Linked DNA regions of Homo sapiens: region 1 is linked to region 2. The links are chromatin loops, found by intact Hi-C in ENCODE. Cell type or tissue: dorsolateral prefrontal cortex. All regions are shown on one strand. Each heading gives the region's core, and the rest is flanking DNA. Links, peaks and the distances in the headings are about the cores only.

Region 1 (10,671 bases), core at 971-8,970, 470 kb before region 2:
ATGACACTATGGGAAACAGTGCTACATTTGCCATCCTCTCTCTTGATCTCTTTACCAGTGACCAACAGTGGACAGACCAGGAGATTGTATTTGTAGCCTTCAAATAGCACAAACTTGAATATTTTCTAGTAAATTTCCTGATTCTTCTCTTGCGATCTCCTGACTTCTGAAAAGGCAGAATGACCTATCAGGAATACCACAGATACTAATGGGCAGGTTGCAGGTAGTCTTAAGAAAATTTCCAGGCTGGGCGTAGTGGCTCACACCTGTAATCCCAGCACTTTTGAGGTCCAGAGTTTGAGATCAGCCTGACCAACATGGTGAAACCCTGTCTCTACTGAAAATACAAAAATTAGCTGGGCATGGGGGTGCATGCCTGTAGTCCAAGCTGCTTGGGGATGGGGGGGCTGAAGCATGAGAATCACTTGAACCCAGAGGCAGAAGTTGCAGTGAGCCGAGATTGCACCACTACACTCCAGCCTGGGCGACAGAGTAAGACTCTGTCTAAAAAAAAAAAAAAAAAAATTTCCAATCCACACCCCTGCAAGAAATGGAAGATGATAAAGAGGGGAAAATGCATAATTAATTTTGCTCTCGTAAGAATCTCCTTAAAAATCTATATGAACAGGCAAAAAAGGCATTGATTGTCTGAAAAATTGGAAGGGATTTTGCAAAATGAACTGCTTGCATGCTTGAATTTTTTACACCTAAAGTATTTCTTGCTTTAAATCATTGTTAAGTCTTAGTTTCTGCTCCTAAAATAAGGAAATATTGAATATTTTAAGACAAAACATCCAATCTAAGTATATGCTGTTCATTTAAGAAAAACACAGTTTCTCTTGAGATGGCTCAGACCTGCTAGTTTTTTTTAAGCAAAATAGATAAATAGAAAGATATTCAATCCAAGTTTAGGTTTAGTGCAAACACAGATAAAACGCTTGAGTTATTCTCCAAAGCTCTAGCAATTTCTTCCCATAAAACTACATCAACATAATACATTCTGTGTTTACACAGGTAAACAGAAGCAGAGGTTTGAACAAGAATCTGGTGATTTTGATCAGCATAAACATCCAGGAACTGAATTATCTGAATAGCTGAGATCAAAATCTCCCTCTTTCTTTCACATCAGGTTTCCATTTATTTATTTAGAACATTTAGCTGATGATTAAGGACACAAGATTTGGGGAAAGAGGGGTTTGAATTTTTTAAAATTAATTTGTGTACAAAGGGAATATAAAGACTTAAACTTTGTTGGGTATTCACCAGATAAGAGCATTTAGCCCTGACTTAAGAAATGTAAATCAAATCTCCACATCACACAGGAGAAAGTTGACAATTATAAAAGAAAATAAAATAATGCAGTATTTTCACTAGGTCCACATTTTCAAGTTGTTTTAAGATAATACTATTTATTTTCATAAAACAGGAGGTTCCTTTGTCAACGAATTCAACAAAGCTGTAAGCAAAGCCAATGGAAGAATATGTCAGATACTGAGTTTATGACAGGTAAGTTGTTTGCTTTTGGAGGTGGTTGTAGATGTTGCTGTCTTAATTAGTATTGAGGGAAATGAGAAGGCTTAAGATACTTTATCCATTTAGAGGTTCAAGGTACCTAGGCCCAAATATTCCAATGAACCACATTTTTTTTTTTTTTTTGAGACAGGAGTCTTGCTCTGTTGCCCAGGCTGGAGTGCAGTGGTGCGATATCGGCCAATAAACCACATTTTTGCATTCAACTACATGAAATGTTGATTAAAGTCTTCGAGAATAAACAATAGCATCAGCAGCAACAACAACCATGAAATATTTCCTTCTCATTTCTAACAGTTATGACTACACTAGGATTTCTCTGTTTATAAATCTTTCCTTTTTGGGCTATCAAGTAGTCTAATCACTCTCAGTCTTAAGCTTTATTTGTTTTTACTCAGCCATTGGTTAATTGGTTCACTCAACAAACACAGTTGTGAGATGCCTACTAAACGTCAAGGTAATACTAAATAATGAGAATATACAGATTTATAACACAGAGACATCATTTCTACTATGGAGGGGGTTAACATTCTTTAATTATTAACCACTAGTATGGTAGTAAAAAGAAAATAAAATTCAACCGTTACTTTACAGTTACATTAGGATTTCAAGTTATTTTTGGTTAGAAATTAAAACAATCATGAGGCATTTAACTGGAACTTTTATATTTAAATTAGTATTTTCTAACCTATTTCTACTAGCGTTTTTGTTTTTTACTAATGATAAAGAGGACCATTATAAACTGGAGGGATTCAGATGTCACAACGTTATTATAAGGTTTGACTTACTGTAAAATTTCCTTACCTGGAAGGTTTAAGTCAATTACAGCCCTGCAGGGGGAGTCTTCATTATTACAAAAGGAACTTGAGAAGGGTATTTATTTGTTCTTCTGAACAAGGGCACCAATATACATATTTTGCTTACAAATGGTAGGTTTGTAATTAGGTCTCTTCTAGTATGAACTAAACTTGAACCTTCTTATTTTGCCTAAGTGTTCTCTAAATTACATGTGTACTTTGATTTTTAGTAATTTACTTCATTGTCTCTCAAGACACTACTAGTGCTTATGATTACCTTTTTTAGCAATTGATGATCCTTAATAACTGATTTTCTAAGTGGAATACTTAAAAATTCTCACAATAAATTTTTAAAGTATAAAAGCAACAACATTTCTGATATACAGGCTCTTCTTTAGCTGCAGGGTGTGTGTAAAACTCAGTAATCTTATCTTGGTATGGATTTGACTTCCTGTAGATTAACTGTACTTTAATCTGCTTATGTTCTGATTCTCATATTTTTCACTATTCCTTCTGATACAGTTAAACAAGCTTAGGGTGCAAAGCTTACAGTGCTATCCCTGAGACAGCAAATTAAGTAATTACTAATCAAAAGAAGAAGATGAAAGGAGAGATAGATAAGTCATTAGCATTGATTTTAACTAGCAATTCTAGGCCACCATAAGTCAAAGAGTGAGTTCTTGGAGAGAAAGATATGGACGCTCCATCCCAGAAACATAGCAGAAAGTGGGATTTTGGGGAAAAGGAATGAGACCCCAATCTTCTAGGTTGTTCAACCCATAACTATAGTAAGTAGAGCACCAGATAACCTAGACTCTTGCTTCCCTTATGTAAAGTTTCATACTCAAATCTAGATGCCCCATAAGGTGCAACATCAGATCTGCACCTTTGATTATAGCCTCCTTTATTCTCATACTGATTCCATTCAGATTAATATCTGCTGTATGCATATTTATATAATGACATAAATATTGACTCTAGTAAAGAAGAAAATCAGATTTTTAATTAAATGATTAATGCTAGTAATAAAATATTTGTCTTTTATTTAAAGTTGTACACAAATGTTGATAAAATAGTTAGCTTTTAAGCTTTCTCCTGTCTCCACAAGCCAAAAGCTTTAGAAGGCTGAAGAATTTAAATATCATTTTTAAAAGCTAGTATATGTTCCAGAATTTATTTATAAAAAGATTTTGTTGTTTTGTGCATCACTTCACAGAAAAATTAACGTCATTGGAGTTACTAAGTCAATGATTCTTGGTAGTATAAATGGATTTTTGTGGCAACCGATATAAATTTACATAGGAAGGACTGCAGAAAGCTCGAGGAAAAACCAACACCAGAAAAAAAAAAAAAAAAAAGCAGAAAAGCCAAAATTTCTCTCCCAGGAGAAGCCATGTGCTATTAGTAGCAATGTAGCAATGCCAAGTTTGTGAAAATTAGGGTTTTGACAAATCCAATGCTAGTGGACCTTGACTGATTTTTCTGTTTTGACAAATAGCATAAGTCATTTGAATGAAGCTAATTCTGCTGACAAAAATTATGGATTTATTTTTTCTGTCATTGTACGTTGCTCACAGGATAAAAAAAAAAAACTACTAATAAATTCATTATGTTGCATTTCTAAGCCTTGAGAATATCCTGACTTCTTTCTATTTTGTTTTTGCTTGAATATTTCAAATGTTGATTGCAAAAACGCCCCCTGCTGACCACAGCTCCCCGTTATGCATGCTGTTTGTACATGTCATTGCAGCTCTTCCCATTTAGAGGTGGACTTGCTTTCTCTATCCCCTGAATCAGAGCTGGCCTTGTGACTTGATTTGGACAATAGAATGCAGGGCAGTCATGGTGTGGCATTCTGAGCCTAGTTCTCCAGAAAGCTGGCATGCTGCCACTCTCTTGGAATGCTGCCCTTTTGCCTTGGACTGGCCAGCTGTAGGATTAGAGACTACAATGAGCAGAGCTGATGCATCTCAGCTAAGGTCATCTTAGACCAGCCAGTTCCCACTGACTCATCTCCAACATCAGCCAAATATGACCTAGATCTGCAGAGCCTTCCAAAGATCAGTCTCATGAGAAAGAATAAAATGATAATAGTTTTAAAACTCTAAGATACCGGTGTTTGGTTACAAAAAATAATTAAAAATTTGAAATGAACTGCTGACTGTCATGGTATTAAATCTCACATATTTATTTAACAAATATTTACTAAAATTCGCCAAGTGCCTAGAACTCTGCAAGGCACTCCAGAGGAAATAAAAATTATATGAAAACAAGACTTTGACCCAATTAACATAATTCTTGAGGAGAACAACACTGCATGCCCTACGCAAGTCTTGAATATTTATGTACACTTCAAATTTTCCTGATTCATGACAATTCTCTCATTTTTAATCTAGGAATACCACCAAGACTTTCTGACTTCCAAGGGGCTTTAGAAATATTCAAATCTTCAGAGGAATCACTTCATGGTAGTCAAATTCTAGAAAACAATGTATATCCTTGCGTTAGGACTAAATTAAAATAATTAATTAAGACATAAATATAACTAAAGTTCCTTTTAAAAGTCCTGCTCTTAAGTAAAATTATGTTAATATTACCCTGCACTAAAATATGAAAAAATAAAGTTATTCATAGCTTATTATATTATTTACTGTTTTAATCTTTCTGTTATGGTTGTTTGAATGTTAAATTTGATGCCTTTGTTTTATCATTGTACCAAGAATGATAGTTCTCAATATAAAGTGAAAGCTGCAAAAAAAAAAAAAAAGTAAGCCTTTTTGTTTTTTCCGACAGGAAATTACTTTCACACAGGCAGACTTACTAGATTAACCATTCATGGCTACCCACTTAAATGGAAAGAGACCCACAGTAGCAGATTGTGGATCGTTCTACAACATCTTTAGCGTAAACTTAAAGGCAAAAGGAATTAGTCTTGACAAACCCCTAAACTGGTCAAGTAGAAAAATGCCCCTGATAGAAACTTCCCTCACTATGTTGTGTTATTAGTGAAAAGAGGACAAGGGAGTAAAACAATGTTAAGAAGGAGGAAGAAAAGAGTGCATATACCATAAAGAGCAGGCAAGTGAACCACAAATGAGGCTTCTCCATTTAGCCCAGTTCCTCCTTTTTAAGCACTACTGAACAAACTAAAGAACTTCTCTAGGCCTCCATGTGCCCTATTTTATAAAATTTTTACAAGAACCCTATGCAACTAAACTTTAAAGAGTCTTAATACTCCCTATTAGAGAAATACGGAATAGGCTGGGCGCAGTGGCTCACGCCTGTAATCCCAACACTTTGGGAGGCTGAGGAGGGTGGATCACCTGAGGTCAGGAGTTTGAGACCAGCCTGGCCAACATGGTGACACCCGTCCCTACTAAAAATACAAAATTAGCCGGGTGTGATGGTGCATGCCCGTAATCCCAGCTACTCGAGAGGCTGAGGCAGGGGAATAGCTTGAACCTGGGAGGTGAAGATTGCAGTGAGCCAAGATCGTGCCTCTGCACTTCAGCCTGGGTGACAGAGTGAGACCCCATCTCAAGAAAAAAAAAAAAAAGAAAAAGAAAAGAAATACAGAATATATGACCTCTTTTGAATTAGATTATTAAATTTTTGTGCCACCTATCACCCCCAAAATGCTATGTATAACATGGTACAGTTAAACCTAATTAAGCATAAACATATTCCATGTGATTTTTTAGCGTTTTATTATATTTAAAGTTGAAAATCATGTGTACATTCTGCACACACATATTAGTATATAACCAGCCAGGCACTGGCTCTGGCTCTAAGGACTTAAGATTAATTAGACAAATGAGTTGTATTATTCTTGTATGTTTATTGGTTTATAACAATGCAACTGTCTCAGGGACTTCAAAATGGATTGAGATAGTCTGGATCACTCCAATTTACATCTTCATTATGTTATCATAGATCACGTTATGAATGTAATTAGCATAAGGGTAGAAAATTTTTTTAAAATGCTGAAGTTCTTAGTGTAATGGATGAAATAAGAAAGAAGGGAAACATGGCTAGGAGAATGAAGTATGCACACTTTTGAAATAATCTTAGGAAAAGCTTACACTTTCTTGATATTTAAAAATATTTTTAGTTCTCGCATATCATTGATTATGTGAATATATAAACACATACAGAACATTTTTGCCTCCCAATTATTTAGAATGCCATTGTTTTTGTCATTTCCTTCGTCCTTAGAGTTGTATTAAACTGTATAGCAATTTATTTCAAGGTACAAATGGTGGTAATTAAGTGGATGATAGATGAGCAGAAACTTGGGTATAATAGAATACATTAAATTTCTAGCATTTACTTCAGTGTCATTTGTCATTTCTAACAAAGAATGATTCACCACGGGATTGTGAGAAATTTTCTATACTGGGTAGATATTGGTATCTTTAGTATAGCTCAGTTTCTGGTAAAAGCAGGAATTAATATGAGGTAATCACTCAAGAAATTTCTAATCTAATTACTATATGATTTAAGGGGTAAAAGTCTCTAAATCTTGGAAATAACCTCTGGATTATATGCCCAAGAGCAAGTTGGCAGTACAGTAGATATTCCAGAATGAACCACTCTTCTATAGTTTACAAAAATTACAGTCACTCATAAGACGCCATAACAACCAGGACTCTAAAGCAGAGTGTAAAATAGTTATGAATGTAGTCAAGTATACATGCTATTTTCTAAAATTGCTTCTGTACATCATGTAATTTCCTCAGGTGAAGTCATCTAACATATTATGTGTGGTACCTAGGAAGAGAACTTTTCATGAACACCATCTGCATTCTGCCATTTTGTGGTCTTAATAAGAGCCTTCGCAATGCAGGGGGTGTGGAGAATTGACAGATTTTGTGCATATTCATGCTTTTTCACCATGTTTGCTATATTCATCAGAATATAAGCTTTCAGGTTTAAAAGATGAGCTGAAGTTCATTTTGCTGTGCAAATCAGCACATTAAGGAAGCCAAGCAGAAAAGCCTTCGAGGTAAACAGAAAACCTGAAAGGGGCTTTGCTCTCAACTATAATGGGAAATAAGATTTAAATGTTAATTTGACCTAAGAGTCAGAATCAAGAAGTACAGAAAAAAAAGTCCTGAAAATGTGTATACAGTTGCACCTTAGAGTGTGAAAAATGACAGAACTTACTTAAAAGTTAAAAAATATTCTATTAAAACTTACCATTCATGTAGGTTAAACCACTGTAACGGAAAGACTCAAAGGGTATTTATTTATTTATTTATTTATTTACTAATAGTATAGGTAGGTGTTCCTGGTTGGTAGCTAGCTCTCTTCCACATCGGGACGCAGGCTACGTTTTTAATAGTACTTTTTTGTCTTCTAGGGCCTTGCCATTGTTCATATCATAAAGCTGGTCTATCATGCCCAGTGCTTGGACAGAAGAAGAAGAGAGCAATGGAGACAGCCCACCTGCTGGGTTAAAGGCTTGAGCATTACAGCAGCACATTCAGCTCTCATTTTATTAAAAAGAATTTGGTCAAATGACCACACTGACTGCAAGAGAGGCTAGTAAAGTAGTTTTGCTGTGCATCCAGGAAGAGGAGCAGAAATGATTTTGTGCTACAGTCATCTACATGTAATACACATCAACAAACAAAAACATGTATGTTTCCAACATATATGTTTGGAGACAGAGTCTCGCTCTGTCCCCCAGGCTGGAGTGCACTGGCACAATCTCAGCTCACTGCAACCTTCCCCTCCCGAGTTCAAGTGATTCTCATGCCTCAGCCTCCCAAGTGGCTGGGACTGCAGGCACGCGCCACCACACCTGGCTAATTTTTGTATTTTTAGTAAAGATAGGGTTTCGCCATGTTGGCCAGGCTGATCTTGAACTCCTGACCTCAAAAAACAAAACAAAGCAAAACAAAACAAAACAAAACCTCAGAACTAATTGGATTAGGATCCCACCATAATAGGCTCATTTTAAATTAATCACATTAATCACTTCTTTAAACACAATTACCGTATTTCCAAATAGGGTTACAATCTGGAGTACTGGCTGTTGGGACTCGAACATATGAATTTTGGGGTGACACAAGTCAACTGAGTACATTCTGTACTCTCCCTAAAATAAAAGAAGTTTAAAAACAATTGCTGTCAGTCATTTGGCTGTGTCATCATCTAAGCTATCTAATGATAAGAGAAACAGCAGTAACTGTTAGCATACCGATTGTATAAACTTGGGGGATATTTATGAATACAACATCAGTGTGAATTACCAGTTTAAGGACTTTACAGAGAAAAAAGAGGAAGGAAATTTATGTCTTCAAGTCCGGATATTTAGATGTGTGCTTGAGTGAGTAGCAATCTTTCTGAACCTCAGATTTCTTTTATGTAAAATGAAACAAACCATATAAATCTAAGTAGAAACTAAATTGCATCATTTGTCAAAATTAAAACAAGATAAAATGTGTGAAAGCATTCTGTAATATTTTAGGTGACACATATTCATACTGGACAAATTGTGAATGATTTCTGCCTTTAAAACTCAAAAAAAAAGGCTAAATTGTGGATGTTATTATTTACTATTTAAATAGTTGAATAATTTAAACTAAGCCTTTCAACAAATAATTGCCTTATAATCAATTATCCATGCCTTCTCTTTTTATGTTTAAAGGAAAATAAAAATATCGTTATTTGCCTTTTTACTTTTATCATTTGCAGCTTCTTTGAAGAAAAATAATCTGTCAAATTTTTGGTCCTAGTATTACAGCAATTCCTTCCAAACATTTTTGGGAGTATATCTCTATCAGTAAAAAAATGATGTTAAGGCCAGGCATGGTGGTTCATGCGAGTCATCCCAACACTTTGGGAGGCTGAGATGGGTGGATCACCCAAGGTGAGGAGTTTGAGGCCAGCCTGGCCAACATGGTGAAAATACCTCTCTTACAAAAATAAAAAAAGAAAGTGAAAGAAAGAAAGAAATATCCTGGTATCGTGGTGCACACCTGTAGTCCAGCTACTTGGAAAGCTGAGGCAGGAGAATCAGTTGAGCCCGGGAGGCAGAGGTTGCAGTGAGCCCAGATTGCGCCACTGCACTCCAGCCTGGGAGACAGAGCAAGACTCCATCTCGAAAAAAAAAAAAAAAGATGTTAAGTTTGCATTATATGTGTTTATATGTGCCTATGTGTGTGCATAGAAATAAATAGAAAGAAAGATATGTGTACATAGCAGTATTATATATCTTAGTGTATACATATATATATGATAAGAAATAGAATCTTTAAACAGATGAGATGAAAAAGGAAATTTTGTTAAATCAGTTAATTTTATTTACTAGAGATAGAGAACCTTTTTTCCTCACTAATATATTGCTAATACATATTGTTTTATAAAATGAAAAGATTACTATTAATGTATGTTTATAATAATAGTGAGAATTATGTTATTCATTTTTATGCCCCCTGAGAATATTGGCTTAATATTTTAAGAGACACATTTTCAAAAGTCTGGTTCCCTTTTACTTCAGTTTTCTGTAGTTTTTAGTGGATATAAGTGTTTAAAAAGATACTTTACAAAGTTACAAAACTTATTACACACATATCAATGGTTTATTGTTCATGGTAGTGGACACAAATACATATTTCAATAATACAATAATATCAATATTTTTATCCATTTATTATCAAGCCTTATTAAGTCATCACTTAATAAGTGATGCCTAAAAAGCTCTCTCGCTAGTAAAAAGAAAACAGTTCTACTTTCTTTTTTTTTTTTTTTTTTTGACCAATACATTCCTTTTTATTCAACAGAGTTTAAGTTGGGTCTTACAGGGAATAAACATGGGTAGATTTTTTTTAACCCATCAACTCATCGTTTACATTAGGTATTTCTCCTAATGCTATCCCTCCCCCTGCCCTCCACCCCACAACAGGCCCCGGTGTGTGATGTTCCTCTCCTTGTGTCCATGTGTTCTCATTGTTTAATTCCCACCTATGAGTGAGAACATGCGGTGTTTGGTTTTCTGTTCCTGTGTTAGTTTGCTCAAAATGATGGTTTCCAGTTGCATCCATGTCCCTGCAAAGGACATGAACTCATCCTTTTTTATGGCTGCACAGTATTCCATGGTGTATATGGGCCACGTTTTCTTAATCCACTTTCTTACTAGTCACCGCTTTCACGATAGTGTTATCTGTGAGCTACAATTTCTATGGGGGACTGTTTTTTAAGACTACTGTTCATTTTAGGAATAAGATTTTAGTTAAAACTAGAAAACTCCACTTTCATAGGCAAACTGTAGTCCCTAGACTTACATTGAAAACAAATGAAAAATGCAAGCAACTCTGTGGAACCTTATGATTTTGAG
Region 2 (10,671 bases), core at 1,669-9,668:
GATATTGTAGAAGAAAACTTGCGTATTTTACCTATGTATGTTTATAGATATTTTCTCAGTTCTTTGCTCACTCTAATTTCTTAAGGTTCTTGTCATCTCTCATGTGGTATTATCATCTTTTTGCCTTTACTTAAACACATGGAAAGAAAGGATTTTGTACACCTTATTTTTAAGGCACTTGTACCACAGTGCATTGTGAAGAAAAACTATTTATGCCATACTCTAATACTGACTGGTTGTTAAATAAATTGTAAGCAAGTAAGTTTTTTTTCCAAGCAGTAAGGTCATCAAAATATTTTACATATTAGCACACATCTTTGAATTTTAACAAACATATATATTTAGATCTCTTGTCAGAACACTCTGAAAACTCCACTAACCCATTATACATGTAAAATTTAGGGCATGTGAAGAACTGAGTAGAATTCAACTAAAATAAATGGTTCACAAAGCAGTCACCAGCTTGCTTCAGCTGATTTAACAAATAGAGCAATCTGATTTATGGCTCAGTTATTTGTTGGCTGTTATTTTGAGAGAAGAGGAGAAAGAAAGAGAATCGCTTGCAGTAGTTTTGACAGCACTGTCTCCAGATATATAGAAATTATCCCCATGGGATAGCCTACTCTTCAGTAGAAACTATTGTGAGTACTCTAATTTTACAGGTAGAAATCTTTCTACTGACAAAAGTTAAATATTGTTCTGTAAACTCTTACAAAATCATCACATGGTCAATAACTAGATTTTTAAGTCTGTAACTTCCATTTTAAACATATATAATTATTTAGATTTCAGTGTTCTATAAATCCTAATGAGAGATGAAGCCAGCTGGACTTCTGGGTTGAGTGGGGACTTGGAGAACTTTTCTATGTCTAGCTAAAGGATTGTAAATGCACCAATCAGCACTCTGTAAAATGGACCAATCAGTAGGATGTGGGTGGGGACAAATAAAGGAATAAAAGCTGGCCACCCCAGGCAGCAGCAGCAACCCATTCAGGTCCCCTTACACGCTGTGGAAGCTTTATTATTTCACACTAAGAGGGGTCAAAATACAACAGATTCTTAATACTAAAACACAACATGTTGCTATCTTTTTTCCTTGGATATGTGATTGTGAATCACTAAGGGGCCTTAACAACTCTAGAAATATGAACATATAGAAAAGTAATGCATAGTTTGAAGGACAATCCAGTACCTTTGAAAACACCAACTACATAGCTTGAGGAAGATTTAAAACAAGCTTGTCCAACCCACGACCCGCAGACCACATGTGGGCTCATGAGGGCTTTGAATGCAGCCCAACACAAATTAGTAAACTTTCTTAAAACATTATGAAAATAGTTTGCATTTTTCTTTTGCTTATCAGCTATTATTAGTGTTAGTGTATTTTATGTGTAGCCCAAGACAATTCTTCTTCTTCCAATGTGGCCCAGGGAAGCCAAAAGATTGGACACCCCTGAAAAGAATGAAGGCTGTAAGAAGACTGCCATTGATGGAAGGCAGACTATCTTACTTAGTAAGAATTGAGGATGTTTGTAAGTGAGGACTGGTAAGGCTACAGGTGACATTTATTTCTTCGTGGTGACTGTACCACCAAGTCCTAATTGAAATGTGGCCATCAGACTGCCCTGCCAAGGAGAACCTGGTAAATCATTATCAGAAAATTATTTCTTTTACTTATGAATGTCTTTAGGCACAGTTGTCTTGGGAGAAAATTAACCTACTGTAAATGGTTTTCTAGAAAACCTTAGAATGTTTCTCATTTAATAAAAAACTGAAATTCAAACATGTGTCTTTGTTACATGCATCAACTACGTGCTATGTTTCTAGAAGAAGCAGTATGGTGACACCTCCTGCACTATTATTCTCTACAGTTTAGCATTTGAGCTAATATTGGACAGTTGAACCTACAGGTTAATCATTCATAAATTTAACAGATCCTTTGTAATTTAAAGTGAAAACTTTGAGTATCTCATAAAGCATACATTACTAACATAATAATTAAACACTATTTACCTCTCTTTTAAATATATAACAATAGCTATTAAATTGCCATATGCATCATAGTCACCTGGGAGAAGTATTAAAATATGGATTGCTGAGCTCCATTGCCAATGCTTCTGATTAATTCAGTAAAAGGGGGTCCCGATAATGTTTTATTTTTAGAAACTCCCAGGTTATGCTGGTGCTACTGGTTGGGGCACAACAAACACTTTGAGAAGGAACCGCTGCTTCATGGCAAACGATTGTATTGGGAGACATTAGAAATTCTGGTTTCTAGAGACATGTTGTTATAAAAATAATGGAGAATACATTGCATTGTATATAAGAAGTGTATTTTATTATCCAAAGCTCTTTAAAATGTCACTGTTGTCAGGATGTAATAACAACATTGAGCTAATGGCTCATAAATAATTACAAACAACAACTGACAAATTCATTAGCGAAGATCCTGAAATGAAATGGTGTCATCTGAAGAGCATTTATTTTGTAAAAATATTGTTTAGAAATGGATACCTGTTAACTATATGAGATTTGAATAAGACATAGGTGCTTGAGCTATGCAAAGTGTATTTTTATTTAAACAGAAACTCCTGTCTCAAAAATAAAAATTCAATATAATTTGAACCAGAATTTGGTTCAAAATGTGGCAACTATATCATTTAGTCATATTCTAAGTGAATAGACAGTAATTCAATCAAGTATAATTGCTTAGTTGAAATATAAGGATAACAAATGAGTTACAGCTTTTGCTATTTGATATTTTCTATTCACTCAGAGCCTGTGCTCCCTAGAGTAATTTGTCAACTAAAATGTGATTTAAAGAGGTTACAAAATTTTATGAAAAAAATCATCCTATGCCTTTAAAATAGGCAACAACATTTTAATTACTTTAATAAAACAGAAATGGATAATGTGTAGATTATGAGATAATGTAAAGTCTTTAATATCATGACTGACTTCTAAATGTTCAAATTGTGTGTCATAAAAGTGGATGCTTATGGGCTGGGCGCAGTGGCTCATGCCTGCAATCCCAGCACTTTGGGAGGCCAAGACGGGCAGGTCATGGGGTCAGGAGATTGAGACCATCCTGGCCAACATGGTGAAACACTGTCTCTACTAAAAATACAAAAATTAGCCGGGCGTGGTGGTGCACGCCTGTAGTCCCAGCTACTTGGGAGGCTGAGGCAAGAGAATCGCTGGAACCCAGGAGGCAAAGATTGCAGTGAGCCAAGATTGAGCCACTGCACTCCAGCCTGGCGACAGAGTGAGATTATGTCTAAAAAAAAAAAAAAAAAAAAAAAGTGGTTGCTATGAGGATTAAAATGGTACCAAATTAAAAAAACAGAAATTTGAAAACTGAAACTAAAACTGTTGTTGTGAAATGAAGTAGAAATCACCTAACCAATTTACGAAAAGAACATGAATATAAAAAGGGTGGTATGAGATATTCTGTTTTTCAAGTGAGCACTCATAAGTGTAGATTAAATAAGTTATCAAAAAATAATTAACAACGAAAAAAACATGAAACTGGCCTTATACTCAAGAGTTTTCTTTGGTAAACATTAGTTTGTGTACACACTTCATATGTAATTAGAAATAAGAATTGATAAGAAGAGACAACATGCTTGTGGAAGTTGCAAGAATAATTATTTTCCTTTAGCCTTGACATTTCATTTCCTTCCTACTCTGAAAATTGTCAAATGAAGTTCGGCACCTGCTTGCAGCCCCTTCCGTGTCTACTAGGGATGCTGAAGTAAACTTTATTATTTGAGATTCTTGTACTGCAAAATGCATAATAGATTTTCATCATGTCTAGTGTTCTCTACCTAAGAGGAGCTTAGGAAGAGTTTGCTAGTCATAGTACCAAAAGAAAGACAAATGGACTTATATGCATCTGAAAATCGACTTTTAGATTGAGATTCCCTAATTTATTCTATATCGGATTTGCACTTTGCCGTTACTATGTTAACTATCCACTCTAAGTTTTTAATCATTTATTCTATGGATGATATGATATTATATCATATCTCATATGAGATATGATATAATATGATATGAGATATGATATATGATATAATATGATATGATATATGATATGATATATGATATAATATGATATGAGATATAATATGAGATATGATATAATATGAGATATGATATGAGATATGATAGAATATGATATGAGATATGATATAATATGGATGATATGATATAATATGTGCTTTCTCATTCCACGTCCAAACTATATCATTGATTAGAGTATCCTGAAAATCTAATTGATGTTGATTTTCTAAAAATAAATTTCTGAAATACCTGTATTTAGTTAAGTATTTTATTATTGTAGCTAATCTGAAGGCCAATGTTGTTTTCCAGATATGCCAACCCAAAAAAATATTTGGAGGCATGATGTTATACATATGGGTTTAGATACACACATAGGTATAAACACATCAGTATATTTTACAAAAGTCATTTTCTTAATGTTTTAAAAAATTTAGTTTGATTTTTAACCATAAATTTTTCATGTTGATAAATATTCTTATCTAATAGTATTTTCATATTTATTTCCCATTGTATGACGTATCATGAAAAATTGACAAGTTCTTATTACTGAATATTGAGATTGTATCAAATGTTTTACTGTTGTAAATAATACTATACTAGACATCTTTACGGCCGATTTGTTCACTCTTTCTGAATATTTCTTTGGAAATATATATTCAGTACTCATTTATCTTTTCAAAATACAAACATATTGCCTAATTGTTCTCCAGTTTGTTTATCCTGGTTTACATATATATCATTTGTATTTGAGAAGCATAACTTTCTAAAAATTTACCAATATTTCATATTAAGAATGTTTAATTTTTCATAATAAGTAAATCTGTAGAAATAGATCACATTTCCAAAAACATTGCATAAAATGTATGGTGGTAACTATTGAAAATAACAATGTCATAGGTATTCTCAGGACTTCTTTAGAACCAATATAAACACCGATTAAAAGAAAAGAGCAGGGAAGAGAAATAGCTCACTAATATCCCCGTAAAATCTTTTGTTATACTTAACTAAAAAAATAAATTATATTACATTGTGTTTTCTGCTGTTTTGAAAATACTGAAATGTTGATCCTTCTCACCAAGTAGAACATTTATAGAAGAGCAATTATTTTTGTAGGGGTGGTGAGATAGAAAGTCTGTAAATTATAACCTAAGTATCAAAATAATCCAGCTGTACAGAGTGATGTTATTTCAATCTGGGGCAATACATATTGTCTAGACCACTCTCAAGATATTAAGAAACTCAATGACATTCCTATTCTTTTAATAATAACAAACATCAACAATAACCATTGTAAATACATTTAACTCGTACATCTTTACCAGACTCCTGGAAACATGAAATAAAGCCGAAGTCTTACAGAATATCGAGGGTTAAGAAGCAAAATTTCACTGCAAATAATGCGTTTTCTTTGATTCATCACTATTTAAATCTATAAACAGAAATTGTGATCTTCAGATGCTGAATGCCATTTCAATGAAGAATAAAGGAGATACTACCACCTAGTGGTAAAATATGCTGCTGAAAACAAAGTATTTTCATATTCAAATATTTTTAGAAAAGACCAGGCTGATGTGTGATTGTGTTATGGTTAAATGAAGTGTGCAATAATTATCAAAATTATGCATCTGTTAGGTTCTTAACTGCTGTGCACTTTATTCTGTTTACTTTTACAGTTTAAGCACTTTCACACGGAAATAGACATTATTGTGATGTGACTAGGGAAAAATTAATAAACTAGTGTCTTTACAGAATGATTGAATCTAATTTTCCTGGCTAAAGTAGTCGTTAATATTCTCCATTGCTTAAGACAGTTTAAAAGAGAACATTTTACTTAAAACATGCATTTATCTTACATTTATTTTAATAAATGTATATTTAGGTTTGCTCACATAATACTAAATATGGTGAAGTTCTGTAGATTTGGAAAACCGTTAGCTTAAATTAGCAACCATAGATTAGAGACATTAAATACCTTAAAGAAACTTATCTCTTGAAAATAAAATGTCCATAGATAATTAAAATGTAGAATTTTTAAATAAGAATCAATAAGAAAATATTCTTATTTGTAAAATACTATATATTCCTTGAATAGTATATTTTCAAAGAAGTAGCATGAATTCTTGTGATTCTGCACAGGTGTATTGTACAAGAAATAGCATTTTTTTTTGCTAGACATATCCATAATGTGATCCCCATAACAGGCAAGTACAAGTGAAACATTACATAAAAGTAAAATTAAATTTTAAAATACACCTGAATGCTTTTGTTGCTTGCTTGAAGTTTGGATAGATGTTCTATAGGCAGTGTTCACTCTTCTCATGTAGCATATACTTAAGACCAGCCTTCATTTTGCTCTGCGTGTTCTCTACAATTGCATAATACATTGTGCTAGGAAAAATTTAACAAAATGATGTTTCATTATGTCAAAAACTATGGAGAGTATTTTTTTTAATCACAAAATATTTTGCCACAACACCACACCTGGGAACACAGAATGCTTTCTATCTAATGCCTCATGCTATTTAATCAGAAAAAAAGGATGCTCTTATAAGAATATATTCAATGAAATATTAATTAATTTATTCACCGACTACTTATTGAGTTCCTCCCGTGGGCCATACATTATTCCAAAAGTGTCTGCAAGTAACTCCCTGAGACAGACAGGATCTTGTTTGCATTGAAGCTCCTTCTCTTTTTCCTTCTTCCTCTTCTCCTCTTTCATATCCTAAGTGGTAGATAAGCAGATAAATTTGATTGTTTGATTTCCTTGGTTTTCTCTTCTATTTTTTCCTTGTTTTGATTTTATTAAACTGCTGTTTTTATTATTCTATCTACTCAATCTACTTTGAGATTCATTTGATTTTATTTTTCTAGATTCTTAATTTGTAAACTGAGCTCAACAATGTAAGAACTTTCTTCTTTTTCTCCCAAGTGCTTAGTGCTACAATATTTCCTGAGTGCTGTGTCCTCTACTTCCCGCAAATTTTGATATGTTGAATTTTAATTTTCTTTCAATTCAAAATACATTTTAATTTCCCATTTGATTTTTTACTTGAACTCTTGAATTGTTCAGAAGCATTATTTACTATCTAAATATTTGATGATTTTCCAGATATTGTTCTGTTATTGATTTAAATGGAATTTCTTTGTAGTTGGAGAACATACTGTGTATGACTTGAATACTTTTAAATTTACTGAGATTTGTTTTAGGTAATAAAATCTGGTCTACATTTTAAACAGTGCTTTTCTACTGTACCTAAGTGAAGTGTTTCATAAATATCAATTAGGTCAAATTGATAGTATTGTTTAAATTTTCTACATATTTAGTAACCTTTTTCATAATTTTTCTATTGAGAAAGGATGTTTAAAATCTGATTATAATTTTAGATTTTGTATTTCTCTTTACATTTTTATCATTTTCCTTGATTAATTTTAAAACTCTGTTTTAGATTGATAAGTATTAATAAATGTTATGTCATTTTTAATTGACCCTGTTATTTTCAAATGACTCTCTTTTGTCTGGCAATCTTCCTTGTTCTAAAAATGGTTTTCTCTTATATCGATAGTTATCCCAGCTTGCTTTTCCTTAGTGTTATCAGGTGATATATTTTTTATTGTTTTGTTTTAACCAATTTGTTTCATACATTAAAGTGGGAGCAAGCATATGCTAAGTCTTGCTTTTTCATCCAATCTGAAAAGTTATGCCCTTTAATTGAGATGTTCAGACCATTTGCATTATTGTGATTATTGACATGGGTATTAATTTTCTATTACTATTATAACAAATCACCACAAATTTGGCGCCTTAAAGCAACCCAAATTTATTATCTTATATTCAGAAAGTCAGAAGTCATGGGAACAACATGCTGACAGGGCTGCATTCCTTCTGGATGTTCTAGGAAAATGTTTCTTTGGCTTTTCCAACTTCTAGGGACTGCATGTACTTCTTATCTCACGACTCTGTCTTCCATTTTCAAATCCATCACTTAAATATCTTAAGAAAAGCTGGTACCATTTCTACTGAAACTATTTCAAAAAATTGCAAAGGAGGAACTCCTTCCTAACTCATTTTATGAGGCCAGTATCATCATGATACCAAAACCTGGCAGAGATACAACATAAAAAGGAAACTTCAGGATAATATCCCTGATGAACATTGATGCAAAAATCTTCAATAAAATACTAAGAAACAGAATACAGTGGCTCATCAAAAAGCTTATCCACCATGATCAAGTTGGCTTCATCCCAGGGATGCAAGATTGGGTCAACACGCACAAATCAATAAATGTGATTCATCACATAAATGGAACTAAAGATAAAAACCATATAATTATCTCAATAGATGCAGAAAACGACTTCAATAAAATTCAACATCCATTCATGTTAAAGTCTCTCAATAAACTAGGTATTGAAGGAACATAGCTAAAAATAGTAAGAGCCATACATGACAAACCTGTAGCCAATAACATACTGAATGGGCAAAAGCCAGAAGCATTCCCCTTGAACACTGGCATAAGAAAAGAATGCCCTCTCTCACCACTCCTATTCAAGATAGTATTGGAAGTTCTGGCCATGGCAATCAGGCAAAAGAAAAAAATAAAGGAAAAAAGTAGGAAAAGAGGAAGTAAAGTTATCTTTGTTTGCAGATGACATATATAGAAACCCGCATCGCCTCAGCACAAAAGCTTCTTAAGCTAATAAGCAACTTCAGCAAAGTCTCAGGATATAAAATGAATGTGCAAAAATCACTAGCATTCCTATACACCAACAACAGGCAAGCAGAAAACCAAATCATGAATGAACTCCCATTCACAATTGCTAGTAAAAGAATAAGACACCTGGAAATACAGCTAGCAAGGGAAATGAAGGACCTCTTCAAGAATTATAAACCACTTCTCAAAGAAATCAGAGAGGACACAAACAAATAGAAAAATATTCCATGCTCATGGATGAAAAGAATCAGTATTGTTAAAATGGCCCTACTGCCCTAAGCAATTTATAGATTCCATGCAATTCCCATTAAACTAACATTGACATTCGTCACAGAATTAGAAAAAAATATTTTAAAATTCATATAGAACCAAAAAAGAGTCTGAATAGCCAAGACAATCCTAGGCAAAAAGAACAAAGCTGGAGGTTATCACGCTACCCAACCTCAAACTATACTTACTACAAGGCTACAGTAATTAAAAGAGCATGGTACTGGTACAAAAACAGACACATAGACCAAAGCAACAGAATAGAAAACTCAGATATAAGACCACATACCTTCAAACATCTGATTTTTGACAAACCTGACAAAAACAAGCAATGGGGAAAGGATTCCCTATTCAATAAATGGTGTTGGGAGAACTGGCTAGCCACACGCAAAAAAAAAAAAAAAAAAAAAAAAAAATGAAACTAGACTTCTTCCTTACACCTTATACTAAAATTAACTCGAGACTGATTAAATACTTAAATGCAAAACTCCAAACTATAAAAACCCTGGAAAACAACCTAAGCAATACCATTCAGGACAAAAACACCAAAAGCAATTGGAGCAAAAGCAAAAATTGACAAATGGGATCTAATTAAAAAGAGCTTCTGCCCAGCAAAATAAACTATCATCAGAGTGAACAGACAATCTACAAAACAGGAGACAATTTTTGCAACCTATCCATCTGACAAAGGCCTAATACCTAGAGTCTGTAAGAAACTTTAACAAGTTTACAAGAAAAGTGGGCAAAGGACACGAAAAGACACGTCTCAAAAGAAGACATATATGCAACCAACCAATATATGAAAAGAAGCTCAACATCACTGATCATTAGAGAAATGCAAATCAAAACCACAATGACACAGTATCTCACACCAATCAGAATGGTGATTATTAAAAAGTCAAAAAAACTGATGCTGGCTCAGTTGTGGAGGAAAAGGAACACTTTTATGCTATTGGTGGGAGTGTAAATTTGTTCGATCATCATGGAAGACTGTGGCGATTCCTCAAAAATCTAGAGGCAGAAATTCCATTTGACCCAGGAGTCCCATTACTGAGTATATATCCAAAGGAATGTAAATCATTCTATTATAAAGATACATGCATGTGTATGTTTATTGCAGCACTATTCACAATAGCAAAGACATGGAATCAACCCAAATGCCCATAAATAATAGACTGAATAAAGAAAATGTGGTACCTATACACATGGAATACCATGCGGCCATAAAAAGGAATGAGATCATGTCCTTTGCAGGAACATGGATGGAGCTGGAAGCCGTTATCCTCAGCAAACTAATGCAGGATCAGAAAACCAGCATCACATGTTCTCACTTATAAGTGGGAGCTGAACAATGAGAACACAGAGAGAGGAACAACACACACTGGGCCCTATCACGGGGATGGAGTAGGGGCGAGGGAGAGCATTAGGAAGAATAGCTAATGAATGCTGGGCTTAATACCTAGGTGATGGGTTGATCTGTGCAGCAAACCACCAAGGCACATGTTTACCCATGTAACAAACCTGCACATCGTGCATGTGTACCCCTGAACTGAAAAGTTGAAGATTAAAAAAATGAAATCAAATGAACAAAAGTAAAGAATCTTTAAATCTCTCTCTCCCTTTCTCT

Evidence for each region. Peaks named below come from ENCODE experiments on the same cell type or tissue, not always from the same donor. Only the 100,000 strongest peaks of a DNase experiment are listed, where the experiment ranks them.
Region 1: it touches region 2 in a loop (6-fold over the local background); 5 of 110 quality-filtered maps call a loop at or near these places.

Annotation. Positions count from the first base shown.
Region 1 is chr21:24,041,831-24,052,501 of GRCh38, forward strand. No RefSeq gene overlaps it. Among named protein-coding and RNA genes, the nearest start is that of LINC01689, 270 kb to the right of the region's middle. In dorsolateral prefrontal cortex, for the core only: a CTCF peak has its summit at 4,032 (motif pointing left); a DNase peak (open chromatin) is centred at 4,211; H3K4me3 peaks cover 465 bases; H3K27ac peaks cover 2,400 bases.
Region 2 is chr21:24,508,747-24,519,417 of GRCh38, forward strand. All of the region lies in intron 1 of LINC01684 (long intergenic non-protein coding RNA 1684), which reads left to right. Among named protein-coding and RNA genes, the nearest start is that of LINC01684, 85 kb to the left of the region's middle. In dorsolateral prefrontal cortex, for the core only: CTCF peaks have their summits at 5,552 (motif pointing left) and 5,751; no DNase peak of the experiment used is centred there; H3K4me3 peaks cover 378 bases.